Linked DNA regions of Homo sapiens: region 2 is linked to region 1. Evidence: chromatin loops called from intact Hi-C (ENCODE). Cell type or tissue: mammary epithelial cell. All regions are shown on one strand. Links, peaks and the distances in the headings refer to the core of each region. The heading gives the core; the rest is flanking DNA. Region 1 overlaps MAGI3 (membrane associated guanylate kinase, WW and PDZ domain containing 3). Region 2 has its middle 65 kb from the start of MAGI3.

Region 1 (2,931 bases), core at 98-2,597:
TCCGTCTCAAAAAAAAAAAAAAATCATTTTTCAGGAAAATAAACATAAAACTAGGGATCAGAATAAGATATACCTTAGTACCATTGTGATTTACTAGAAATGTCTGAGTTATTTTAAAAGAAAAAGGGAAAATATGTAAAAGTCAAGTATAACTTTGGAACAGACCTAATTAAACATAATGATGGTACTGATTTTAAATCTATTTCAAGCAAACACATGTTGATGAATGCTGCATTGGATAAAGAAAATGTGGTATATACACACCATAGAATACTATGCAGCCATAAAAAGAGCGAAATCATGTCCCCTTACAGCAACATGGATGGAGCTGGAGGCCATCATTATCCTAAGCAAACTAACGCAGAAACAGAAAACCAAATACCTCATGTTCTCAATTGTAATTGGGAGCTAAACACTGAGTACACATGGACACAAAGATGAGAACAACAGACACGGGAATACAAGATGGGGGGAGGGAAGGAGAGGGTCAAGGGCTAAAAAACTGCCTATTGGGTACTATGCCCACTACCTGGGAGATGGGAACTCATTCATATTCTAAGCCTCAGAATCATGCAATATACCTGTGTAACAAACCTGTACATGTGCCGCACTGAACTTATTAAAAAAAAGTTGAAAAAATATATTTCAAGGTGACATGTAAAATGAAGGATACTGGCTTCAAAACAGAAAAATTAGACAATGGCATATTACTGAAATTCCAAAAAGCAAATACTCAAATATTTGTAAGAGCTTACTAAAACAATCCAGAAGTTCCTTTGAGTTGAAGCTAGCTGCAAGGTGACTAAAGAATAGAAATAATAATAAGCCAATCCAGAAGTAACAAAACAGAAGGACTCAATATTTAACAAAGGTCAGTGGGCCAACTCTTTCTACAGATACAGCATGGCACAGGCGGTCAGGAGGCTGTGGTTCACATCTTGTGCTCCACCTCTTTCTAGTGTTGTGGTCTCATTTTTTTCATCTGTTAAATGAGGATAATATTAGTACCTATTTCGTGGGATTCTGGGAGGACTTAAGATAAAACATGATTATATACCAAGTGCAAATATTAGTTTTCAAGCTATTTTAAAGTGTATCATTACGAAGATTTAACTGTAGACTGCACTCCATTCTATACAATGCAAAAAAATTCAAGTCAACTATGAAATAGACTAAAGGTCTTATTGCATACTTATTTTAAACAAGGGAGGCTTACTCTTGAACAAATGGACAATATCAGAAACAAGATTGATGGATTTAATATGTAAGATGAAAACACCTTAATAAAACCAAAGTAAGACAGCAGGATGGAGAATAATTTAGAAACCCCTTACTATCCAGAATATATAAGTGAAACAAAAGCCAATACTTAGATTTCCCTTGATAAATGATGGAAGAAGAATCATTTTCATGAGGCAATGTAGGTAAGAAATTAGCACTAGATATATAATCTTGCTGATAAAGAAAATTAAAGTAGATAGTATTTGGACACTGCTTTGGGCATATCTTGTAAAACAGGTTTGAGGTTATAATTTATTTCAATCACATTCTTTAGCTTAAGCTCTCCAACCCAGAACACTTTTTATTCTTTTCCTGCAATAAACTGCAAAAAAAAAAAACAACAAAAACTTGTAATTGAACAGACTTGCCACCAGGTGTCATTTCTGTTTAACTTTAAAACTGAATGAGGGGAAGGAGGGGGAGCCATTGCTTTAAGATTTATGGTAGACAGGCCCTCAGAGTGGGAGAAATTCTGCAGAGACCTACATACACAAAACTACAGATGAAAAAGACTCTTCTGAGAGGGAAATTCAGAGGAGTAAATTCACCCAGTAAACATCCTTTTAACATTTTAAGTCACTTTAAAAATGTGATAAAAAATAATTTGGAGAAAACATCTTTTGATAAATAGAACAAAGATTCAAGTTCAGTTTTGTATTATTGAAAAATAATTATGGGGACAGAGAAGAGAGAGGAAAGAAAAGAGAAAGGAAAAAAAATAGGAGAACCAAAAGAAAAGAAGTAGGAAGAATAGGGAAAAAGAATGTTCCCTTTTTTAAACAAATCACTATTTTTTTATAGGCAGTCTTGTCGTTTTAAAAACAACATCCACTACAAATGTATTAAAATGACAAAATATTTCTACCACATGGCTTATATTATCTCACAACCTGTTAAGAAACTGTCTGCCTATCAATGAAATCCAATCCAAACTGGACTCAAGCCAAGACCTGACATAGCGGAAAGCACATGAACCGATCTTCGAGGACGACGGACTAGGGTCATACCTGGGTCACACTGTGGCCTGCACAGGATGAGTGATCTCTGCAAGTGACTAAGTCTCCTTGAGCCTCAGTTTTAAATCTGTAAGTGGGGATAATGTCACCTATCTCAGAGTTTTTGAGACTAATATAAGTAAAAACGCATGTTGTGTAGGAAAATACATGTTGCCTCAAAGACAGCAAACACTTAATATTTTCTAAATCTGATTATGTTCTACGTTAAATATTTAAGTTTGACACTATTCCCTAATATGAACCTTTTCCATTCAGCTATTTCTCAGTTCCTTATCCCAGAACACTTTTTTTCTCTCTCCTCTCTAAATCTTAACCAGACCGAAAGGAAGAACCTCTCAATGATTCTCAATATCCTTCCATCTATGTTACAAATTAACATTTCTTGTTTTCTTAATGACACTAAGATTGTTGCTAATTACTTCATATATCCCCAGTCCTGTTCACCCAGTAATAAGTCCTGGGAACTGATCTTAAAAATAAAAACACACACACACAATAATTCTCTCAGTATCTAGAATTATTATCCATACATTTTACTCTTTCAACAAATATCTATGGAGCACCTGATATGAATATTCAAGGCACCATATCAGGTGCTGGAGATACGGAATAATAGGTATAGGACACAAAGTAC
Region 2 (2,931 bases), core at 252-2,751, 350 kb after region 1:
TTCAAGGTAACACAGAAAAAGAATTAAGAATTCTATCAGATAAATTTAACAAAGAAATTGAAATAATTAAAAAGAATCAGGAAGAAATTCTGGAGTTGAAAAAGGCAATTGACATACTGAAAAATGTCAAGATTCTCTATCAGCTAGATTCCCCTTCTCCTGAACAGCTCCTCAGCCTCTCTAGGTTTGCCTCTCTAATCTTAGCAGCTCAGAAAGCAAGCACGAAAGGAAATAAAACAAAACAAAAACCAAACGTTGTATTTAAGGTCAAGGTTTACCGGGGTACCAGTCCTGGCTCTGCCCTATGAGCCACATGATTTCAACCAAGTATGTTGTCTGAATCTTACCTTTCTTATCTGTAAAATGTGGATAATGTGTTTCTTGCCATTTTCACGGGGTTATTACGAGGGCTAGATGTGTTATTCTATATGCAAATGCTCTGAAAACCTAACAAGCAGTATTGGTTTGTTCACTTTTGTGACCCAGCCTGGTGGGTCAGAGAAGTCTTCCTGGAGGAGCAGATGTTGGGCCTGAGGCATGGGGAAGGCAGAGAGTTAGCAAATGAAGAAGGTTCTAGATTGAAGCAATGGTATGAACAAAGCCAAGGAGTTGTAAAGTGGCAGGGTGAGCTCAGAGAACCATGAGCACCTCTGTATTCTCAGCTGAAGAGAGATGGGGAGATGCAGACAGGGCTTGGGTCAGGAGAGTCTGGTAGGTTCACCAAGAACCCTGTGGCCCTGGGGCCATAAGAGCTATGGGAAGGTTTTGGTAAATGAATAATGTGGTATAACAGTGTTGTAAAAAGACTGCTCTCATGGCAGAGTGGAGGGTGAAATGGAGGGAAACCAGAATGAAGCTGGAGGTGCGGTCAGGATAAAGGCCTTAACCAGTGCAAAAAGTGAGGATAGAGAGGAGGGGTGAGGTCAATAAATATTTAGAAGACAAAATTAGCAGCACTTGGTGATGAGTAATGAGTGTCTTTGGATAATAAAAATTGGCAAGTTTGATGATTGGTCCTTGGCAAAATGCTGTAGCCAATTTTTGGAAACAGTAAATGAACATTTCATTTAGAAATTAAAATGGTGGATTAATTTAGCCTCAGAACACATTGACTATGAACAAATCATACCAAGCATGTCTCATTTCCTCTTTACAGAATAGTTATTTTTCCAATATAAAATAATAAATGCTTATTTTAGAAAACTTGGAAATTATCGAAAGCTAGGATAAGAAAAAGTTCTGCTACCCACTAATTAACATTCCTGTCAGTATTTTTCTAAGAAGATCCTTTAACATGGTTGTGATCATTCTGTCCACTAAGTCTAACAGTGTGTGATATTTTTTTCTCTTAACATTACACCTCAAACGTATTTATTTTGTAACAAAATCTTTGTAAATATTATTTTAAATAGATAATATTGACTGTCTATGGATGTGCTTTAATTCATATTTTATGGGATATTTGTTTCTAATGTTGGGATATTTAAAATAATAATTTCATTGATATCTTTATATATAAAGTGCTTTCCATGTATGGGACAGATTTCCTTAAGATAGATTTCTTAAAAATGTTTACAGTATCAAAATATACAAATGTTTAAAACCTTTTGTTACATGTTATCAAACCTCTTTCAAAAAGGATTGCAACAATTTATAATGCCACTGGTATTGTAAGGTTATCCATTTCACAATATCTCTTCCTGCAGAAAATCATCATTAAAAACAACTAAACAAAACCAAAACACTTTGCTAACTTGATTAGTAAAAATGCCAACTCATGGCCAAGCATGTGTGACTCACACCTGTAATCCCGGCACTTTGGGAGAGCCGGACAGGAGGATTGCTGCAGCCCAGGAGTTTGAGACCAGCCTGGGCAACGACACTTTGTCTCTACAAATAATTTTGTCTCTACAAATAATTTTGTCCCTACAGATAATTTTAAAAATTAGCTGGGCATGGTGGCATAGGCCTGTAGTCCCAGCTGGCCTTAAACAGGGCAAAAAGTGAGGATAGAGAGGAGGGGTGAGGTCAATAAATATTTAGAAGACAAAATTAGCAGCACTGGGAGGCTGAGGTGGAAATATCCCCTCGACTGGGAGGTTGAGGCTGTAGTGAGCTGTGATCACACCCCTGCACTCCAGTCTGGACGACAGAGTAGGGGGATAAAAGTCAACTCATTTCATTTTCTTTGTTTTTACAAATATGAATAATACACACATACGGGAGAAAGTAAAATAGTATAGAAAGGCATAAAATGAGAAAGCAAAAATCTCCCCCCTTCCACAACCCCAAACCTACCCGCTTCCCCAAAGCAACCACTGCAAAAAACTTACTTGTGAATACCTTTCTGAAAAAATTGTTTATTAAAGTTTCTAAAATAGTACTAGGTACTATTTATATCCGAGGGTTCTAGGTCTGGAAACCTTTCCATGTCAATGCATATAGTTCTACTCTATGAATATATAAAAATTTATTTATCCAGTTCCCTATGGATTGATATTTTGTTTATTTTCAATATTTTGCTATTGCAAAGAATCCTGCAATGAACATCTTTGAATTAAGATCTCAGTGTACTTGTGCAGCATAATTCCTGGATATGAAATTATTTTCAATCTTACATTTTAAAATGTTTACAGCAATTTATGATCTCACCAACAATGTGTAAATGTTTATTCCTTCACACTCTCACAGATAAGCCTTTTTTATCAATCTGATAGATGAAAAAATGTCATCTCCAGCCAGGCACGGTGCCTCATGCCTGTAATCCCAGCACTTTGGGAGGCCGATGCAGGCAGATCACCTGAGGTCAGGAGTTCAAGACCATCCTGGCCAACATGGTGAAACCCCATCTCTACTAAAAATACAAAAATTAGCAGGGTGTGGTGGCACGTGCATGTAATCCCAGCTACCTGGAAGGCTGAGGCAGGTGAA

The links. A loop is a pair of places that touch in the nucleus more often than their neighbours do. Peaks named below come from ENCODE experiments on the same cell type or tissue, not always from the same donor. Only the 100,000 strongest peaks of a DNase experiment are listed, where the experiment ranks them.
Region 2: a loop joins it to region 1, with 5 times the contacts of the local background. A loop is called at or near these places in 3 of 110 quality-filtered maps.

What each region holds. Positions count from the first base shown.
Region 1 is chr1:113,676,802-113,679,732 of GRCh38, reverse strand. The region is part of intron 19 of MAGI3 (membrane associated guanylate kinase, WW and PDZ domain containing 3); the gene reads right to left. Among named protein-coding and RNA genes, the nearest start is that of PHTF1, 81 kb to the left of the region's middle. RefSeq lists an enhancer at 2,112-2,406. In mammary epithelial cell, for the core only: a CTCF peak has its summit at 1,656 (motif pointing right); no DNase peak of the experiment used is centred there.
Region 2 is chr1:113,324,061-113,326,991 of GRCh38, reverse strand. No RefSeq gene overlaps it. Among named protein-coding and RNA genes, the nearest start is that of MAGI3, 65 kb to the left of the region's middle. In mammary epithelial cell, for the core only: no CTCF peak of the experiment used is centred there; a DNase peak (open chromatin) is centred at 1,781; H3K27ac peaks cover 490 bases.